Linked DNA regions of Homo sapiens: region 2 is linked to region 1. A link is a contact called in ENCODE Hi-C or POLR2A ChIA-PET data. All regions are on one chromosome and are shown on one strand. Each heading gives the region's core, a stretch centred on a gene start or an enhancer-like site at or near the end of the contact. The rest is flanking DNA. Distances are from core to core; before and after follow the strand shown. Region 1 has its middle 100 kb from the start of TRC-GCA5-1. Region 2 has its middle 64 kb from the start of TRC-GCA5-1.

Evidence for each region. A loop is a pair of places that touch in the nucleus more often than their neighbours do. ChIA-PET counts read pairs that join two places held with the same protein, here RNA polymerase II (POLR2A). Pooled maps may share reads with other maps.
Region 2: a loop to region 1 is called in a map of endothelial cell of umbilical vein, with 4 times the contacts of the local background. The contact joins two enhancer-like sites. A Hi-C loop is called at or near these places in 1 of 168 maps with a recorded cell type or tissue (endothelial cell of umbilical vein) and 3 of 50 pooled maps. POLR2A ChIA-PET finds 5 or more read pairs at or near these places in 2 of 52 experiments (BJ and T-cell).

What each region holds. Positions count from the first base shown.
Region 1 is chr15:79,638,353-79,642,076 of GRCh38, forward strand. No RefSeq gene overlaps it. Among named protein-coding and RNA genes, the nearest start is that of TRC-GCA5-1, 100 kb to the right of the region's middle. RefSeq lists an enhancer at 1,229-1,807. Within about 2 kb of position 2,044, at least 2 of the 41 ENCODE cell types and tissues checked have a DNase peak (open chromatin) inside an H3K27ac peak, as active enhancers do; they include endothelial cell of umbilical vein, where a contact is called at or near this core.
Region 2 is chr15:79,678,827-79,682,550 of GRCh38, forward strand. No RefSeq gene overlaps it. Among named protein-coding and RNA genes, the nearest start is that of TRC-GCA5-1, 64 kb to the right of the region's middle. Within about 2 kb of position 2,050, at least 2 of the 41 ENCODE cell types and tissues checked have a DNase peak (open chromatin) inside an H3K27ac peak, as active enhancers do; they include endothelial cell of umbilical vein, where a contact is called at or near this core.

The sequences.
Region 1 (3,724 bases), core at 794-3,293:
TGTGTGTGTCTTTCTTCAACCCTCGCCTTCCCTTCAAAACCTAACTGAGGAAACTGAGGAAGGGAGCTTTTAAATAACACCCCAACCCCCACCCCTGCAAAGCAAGTAGCAAAGCCAGGATTTGGATCCAAGAGATCTGACTTCAGTGCTTAGCCTATTAACCACTGATCCAAACTGAGTTGCCGCCTGTTGAAGCCCACTTGTGTTCAAATCATTACTTTTCCAAGAACGGCAGGACTAAATTTCATCCATAGGATTTTACTGTCCAGGAAAATTTGCTGAAGTCCACCAACCTCAGTGCTAATCCATTCCAAAAGAGAGAAAATGCAGCTTCCCATTAGAAAAACATCAGCAGGGCTAGAAGGCTTGGGTGGGGGTTCAAGTCAGTCCCACAGAGCTTGAGTATGTCACGTCCAGTCCTTGGATACTAGAGGATAGAGGGGTTGGGGAAGGAGCAATTGGTGATCTTTTCTGTTCAGATCCTCATCCCGTGTAGATGGTCTATCAGTAACTAAGTAACCTCAGCTGCAATTCAGGACCCAGCTACAGATTTCAAATTCACCTACATGGATGAGCAGAAGTAGGGAATTTGAATGATAAGTAAACATGTTCCAATCACTGTAAAAGGCTCACCTCTGTCTCCCTTACTTCTTGAAGTGAATTAACTTTGAATCCATTTTAGAGGAGACCGCACTTTAAAAATTGAACAGAGATGAAACATGTATCTGTCTCCAAACAGATACCAGTATATCCAAATACCAGTCCCCAACACAAAAAGATAAAGCCAATTCAATCAGCTCGTGGAAAAAAAAAAAAAGAAAAATCAGCCAAACAGTTTTTGTTTCCCATACATTCATTACTTTTTAAAAATCCATGCAGATAACCGATCTGTGACTTTTACTTTTCAACTGGCTACTCTGGTAGCTGAAAAATGGTAGCAGATCTATTTAAAAAAAAAAAAAAGTAGCTACATCTGCTGCTAACATGCTCATAAATGTTTTACAGTTCTCAAGGTACTTTGATGTGTGATACTCTGGTTGAGCTCAGAACATTTGTGCTTCTGACACCTACTTTAGCCTGGGCACTGTTAGGCATTAAGGCTTTGCTCGCTACCCAGAGTGGTCCCTGGACCAGCAGCTTTGGTATCACCTGGGAGCTCATTAGGGAAGCAGCATCTTACCCACCCCAGACCTGCTGAATCAGACTCCGAATTTCAGCAAGATCCTCTGGTGGCTCCATTGCTCATTACAGTTTAAGAAGTAACACTGTAGAGGATAAAGTGACAAATAAGACATGTCGCTTGTCCTCAAGAAGCTAGGAAACTTGAAAAAGAGAGGATCACAGAATTGGATAATCACAATACACTGTGTTAGATGATGTGATGGAATAAAGCTCAGAGGGCCCTGGGAGCCCTAAGGAGGGTCATGCTGGCCCCTGGCAAAAAGTGATCTTAAGCTGACCCCGTGAAGTAGAAGATCACCTTTTGAGAAGGTGCAGGAGATAGTTTCCACAGACAAGAGGCCCTGCCAAATGAGTGTGCATGTCTGGGGATGTACTCCATGCCCAAAGCCTTATCAGGAAGCATTAGTGATGCTCCTCTTTAGGCACCAGCGGCGTCCCCATACCACAGATAAGGAGGGGACTTTGTGTGTCAGAATCTGGGCAGCATGGAGGGGTAGAAGTGGAAGCAGAGGCTATTTGTTTAGCAATAACTCTGTGATCCCTATTATATGCCATTATGTTTCACTTAGCTTTCACTTAATAATAATTTAGTTTGCATGTGCTTCTGGGCTAATGCTTTGTCTAGCCATAATAGAATGCAGGGACACCTAAATTACCCATAGAATAATCAAATTAAGTAAAAATGCCTCTCTCTTTGCTCACCGCATGGAAGAGGTCACTGACACCAAACAATGTCATTTCTGGTGCCCCCATAAATGACTGAAGTCAGACCTTTCTGAGCTGATGAACCCAGCCTAAGATTCCACAGGCTCTGAGTCATGGTGGTGACACAGCAACAGCTCTAAGATAGGAATTGGAAGTAGGAAAAGAGCTACCCCAGGGAGGGCCTGCAGTATGCCACGAGTGGTGCTGGCCACCTTCCCAGAAGGATTTTCTTTTGTCCTACAGTGGACCTGCCCCAGTTGACAAACAGCAAAGCAGAGGTGGGAAAGGCCTCTGCTGCTGAGGCATATCAGGCTCCAAACTCCTCCTACTCCCCGTGTGACTATTTCCCATATAAAGTACTATCTCCCAAAATACTTCATTCTTTTCTGCCATCCTTCCCACCTCCATTCCTCTCCTTCCTTCCCTCAATCTTCCATCACCCCAGACTCAGTGTCTCAGGCATTTGCCAGCAGCACTCATCACCATGATGCCTACAGGTCCTGCTGACATCCTCTTAGTGTGTGCTCCAAAATGCATTTATATCTGCATTTCTGCTTCTGATTGTTTTCTGCCTTTTAACAGCATTGATCCTAGTCTCCACTTCAGCTCTCTTCCATCATGCAACCCCCATTCCCAGTGATCAATAGGTGCTTTCACCTGTAGCATCTCATATCTTATATTCTATTTATTCCTGGCTTTCAGGACAGATGGTAAGCATCATAGAGGCTGCTGATCCAGTGATTGTAGTGATGTTGAGGCAGGATGAGAGTAGAGGGTAAATAGGCAGGGTGCTTAAACAACATAACCTGAAAAAGAAAAGCTAGCAAGAGCTTGAACTGTGAAGGAGGGAGCAAGGTTGATGGTCAAAGACAGTGCTCAACATCAAATGCAAAAAGCAAATTTGCAATATGAATGACCCAAAAAGCTTAATGTCAGAAACTGGGAGAATCCTAAGAAGTGAAGAGTAGCTTAAAGTAAGTCTCTTATATAGATCCCATGGCAAAGGCTCATTCTCTGATGAGACCAGCTGGAAGAAACCTGCTGATCTAGTCATACGTGGCTTTAAAAGCTCTTTCGTGAGGAACTGAAGGCTGAATGGCCTACCGACTGGGCAATACCATCTTTGGTTTGGAGCTTATTTTTGGTCTGTGCAATCCCTTCTTAGGTGGTTTAATCAAATCAGCAAAAGTGGAAGGCTGCCCTTCTCCCATGGGTCCTAGTGACTATTTTCTGAAACTCCTTTGGGTGTACCTGTATTGAGTTTAGTGGAACAAGGGGAAACATATTCAGACTTCACAGCTCATAGTAGGATGACCTATTTTCAGCTACAAAGTAAGGAAGAATGCCTCTCACCCTACACATGTGTACACACCCATTTGCAGAAGTTACCCAAACAACCACTGTAAAGTCAGTGGCAAGAGTAAGAACTGGTTTAGAACAAGACCAGTAAAAGAGCAGAGAGTAAATATTTTAAGCCTTGTGGGTCACTCAGTCCCTGTCACTCCTACTCAGTTCCTCCACTAGCAAAAATGCAGTCCTAAATAATACATAAATAAATGAGTGTGCTGTGTTCTAATATAATCTTATGTACAGACAATAAAATTTAAATTTCATGTAATTTTAATACATCATGAAGTATCATTATTCTTTTGCTTTTTTAAAAACAATTTCAAAATGTAAAATATATTTCCTAGCTCACAGGCCAACAAATCAGGCAAGCAGGCTAAATTTGCTCTGTGAGCTGGAGTTTAGCAACCTCTAGGTTAAGAGATCTCTGTATAAAACATAATCCTAGAATTAAAATTAATCCATTTTCCAGAATATTAGTCACCCTCAT
Region 2 (3,724 bases), core at 800-3,299, 40 kb after region 1:
GAAATTATAATACAGAGTGACAGAGAAGACTTCACAGCAGAATGAGAGGAAGGGAACTTCCTGCATTGTTATAAGGAAGGGCACTTAACTCTATATTGGAAAACCAAAGCATGCTTCCTACAGGAAGTGCCATCTAAGGTAATGAGTAGAAGCTGACCAGGTGAAGAGGGGAAGGTGAATATTCCAGGTTGAAAGCCAGCATTGGCAAAGGCCTGGAAATGAAAGAGACCACAGGACAAATTCTGGGAACTGCAGATCTCTTCATTATCTTTAAAATCAAGGGCTATAAACTCAAATTTCTATAGAGGCCAGGTGGGTACAAATCACAGAGTACATAAAGCAGGCTATGGAAGGAGCCACAGCTCAGCAAGAACACTGCTAATCTTGGTGCCAGTGGCAAGGACACAGTAGGAGGTGATGGAGACGGTGCCCTGTCTAAGGGGCAGCTGGTGCTTAGCTTCTGCCTACTGGGGATGTGGCCCAATGTTAGCAAATCTGATTTTTCAGAAGACAAAAGAAGATGTTGATAGCTTTGATAGTTTCGAAGTTTAAATATCTTTGAAATATTCCATATTGGCACTTGCCTGTAGTCCCAGATAGTTGGGAGAATTAAGTGGGAGGATTACTTGAGCCCAGGAGTTTGAGCAGTGAGCTGTGATCATGCCACTGCACTCCAGTCTGGGTGACAGAATGAGACCGTCTCAAAAAATGTATATATACATATATTAAATATATACAATTTTTTCAAAGATTGGTGATGCATTTTTATTCATTTTAACCACTGTGAAGAAACATGTCTGCACGCCAACTTTGTCCCGCTGGCCTCTGGTTTGCAGGCTCTGGGCTTCATCAAAAAGGACCAGAGATGAGACTAAAAGGGTCAGTCAGGGTCATGTATACTGGCTGATAAACAAAAAAAAGAAGAAGAAGCGGAAGAGGAAAAAGAAGGAGGAGGAAGAGGAGGAAGACCAGAGGAGGAGGAGAGAAGAAAAAGGAAAGGCTGGCCACTTCTCAGAGCTCAGGTGTAATTTGATGCTATGGTGCGTTGCATATTTTTTAAGGGAGAGGTCATGTGGATCAGCTAAGCTGTGAAAGTTGAACTTGTTTTTTTCACCAAATGAGTCTGTTCATTTATTCCTTCATTAGCAAATGTCTACTGCACACCAACCATGTGCCAGCTCCCTTCTAGGCATTTAGTGTACATCAGTGAACAAAGCAGACTGATCCTTGCCCTCAAAGAATTTCTGTTCCAGGGAGTGAGAGGTGGTAGAGGAAGACAAAAACATTAAACGTAAATACATAAATCAATGTTTTAGGAGATGATAGGTTTCATAGAGGAAATAAGGGAAGGCATGAGGGATAGAGAGGAGGTGGAGAGGAACATGTAGTTGCAACTTGAAATAGACGAGTCAGGGCAGGCCTCCTGGAGAACAGAATTACAGATGAGGGAGTTGGCCATGCAGATATCTGGATCAGCATTACAGCAGAGGGAACAGCCAGTGCAAAGGCCCTGAGGACCGAGTGTGCCTGGTGTGTTGGAAGACCTACTAGGAGACCATGTAGCTAGAGGATAAACAGGGGGAGAGCAGTAATAGCAGCAGTAACAGTGGAAGGTAGAAAAAATAGTATTGGCTAACTCCTGCAGCTGTGTGCATATCTGTCAGAAGAAGAAAACCTCCATCACCCACAAAAGCCTCTCTATAAAGATACCGTCTCCAGCAACTGTTCCAAGGAGGCTATCAGCTTCCAGGCAGGCCCCAGGGCACTCTAGCCTAAGCCTGACACCTCGGAATCCTAGATTCCTAGACCAGTCAGTGGTCCTCAAACTAGGGAAGGCACATCTCTAGGGGTTGTTGGAGACTTTCTAAGGGATACCTGGACATGGACGGGCTAAAAGGAATCATCGCCCAAGCACTCAGCCTCTGTGTAATCTGTACTAAAGCTGATCTGCCAAAGAATGACCCCCTTGCTCACCAACCCTTTGTCCACTTGACAAAAGAAAAGTAAAAGCACGCCCATCCTCAGTCTCACTACGAGGCATTGTCGAAGGTTTAAAAGCCTCCAGAGCACCCAGCAGGGGAAAGCCCCTCAGTGAGTCACTGCAGCATCAGATCCTTGGGGCTTCCGGCTTTCCTGCTTACTTATTTTCCTGTTGGGGTGCAGGAGTGTTAGGCATGCAGCCTCCTTGGGATGTTTTGAATTAGGTAAGAGTAGAGAGCAGTAGTGGGAGTAATAACAATTTTTGTTTAAAGACTTTGCCTCTCCTGTCCCCAGGCTATTGTCAAAGAACACATTGCTCTTAAGGGAGAATCTTGTTAGAGCAAAACAGACAATGCCGGCAGAGAGAGGGAATTTTACAATCTGCCTCTTTCACATATTTAAACATAGGCAATCGCCTGGCAAGGTGGCTACAACTCCACCTGCCAGCCGCCATGCTTTCCATGAACTCCACCGTGTTACTTGGTCCAGATTAAGGAATAAGCTTTTGTGGAGAGGAGAATATTCACAAGGCCTGAGCCAATAAGGGAAGAGGGGCCAGGCTCCCAGGCTCCTGTGGGCCAAGGCCTGGGGATTCACTGGTCAGACAGCCCATGTCTACCTTCCAGGGGAGGAGTTGTGTCTGGGACTGGGTCATTTTATAGAGCATCCGTAAGAAAGCAGCCTTGCCCATGGGGGACAGGTTGTTTGGGGCTTGGCATTTGGCTCTGATGTGCCAGCTGTTTACTGGGGTTGTCTGGCCTGCAAGCCGGCCAGCACCTGGGGCCTTGTAAAGTCCAGCTCTGTCTATCCGGGAAGGAAGCCACCAATCCCTATACCTCCCCAGGAACTAAATAGCAGGGACAGGGAACCCCCGTTCTCTTTCTTTGCTCATTTCAGATTTCTCCTTCCCAATAAAGCTCCTAAACCCATACCACGGGACACTGTGGAATTTGTTTAGAGCCCTGAACATTGGAAGTGGTGACCCCTAAGGGACCCAACAGCCCCTTGCAGATGAACACTGCAGAGAGAAACCCTGCATGCTGAGGTTATGGCCTTTTGGAAAGAGCAGAAAAGATGAAGTAGGTTATTCCAGGGATGGGACATGTGCCCCATGGAGTAAAAGATGTCACTGGGATAGCAATCAGGCTTAGTTGGACCACTTCAAATGGAGCATGACATTGGAAGAATAAATGATCAGGTGGCTTTCGTGTCTAAAAGTCAACACAGCCCTGGAGGGGAAGTCATCCAGCACTGGGGGATGGTGGCTGGGGGCTGCGTGGTCTGCCAAAGGCACCAATATCCTCCCACCTCACTATGGGTCATGGGTGTCTAGGAATCCCCTCCGAGATTGCTAGCAGGGTTGCAGCAGCCTAACACCTTAGAAATCACCCAGGAGTTTGGAGAGGTCTGGTATAGATAGGGATGTAACAACACTTAAAAAAATTAGGGTTCCCTGTCCTTCAGTCAAACCACCACCACAGGAGCAATGGCTGGATGCAGATATGAGTTTGCATCCAAAGAGTCAAGTAAATCTGCAGGCAGGCAGGCAATAGGGAGGGGTGACCCAGGGCCCTGCTGCAGAGCACATGGCTGGACTGATCCCAGGAGGGGTGGGGGACACTCGTGCCTTCTGGAAATAGGTGTCTGGGAGCAAAGAGTTCTCCAAAATGCTGAGTCCTCTGGGACACAGCCTGCCAAGTAGGATGAATCTCTGTCTGGAATGGAGGGGTGGGAGGAAGAATGG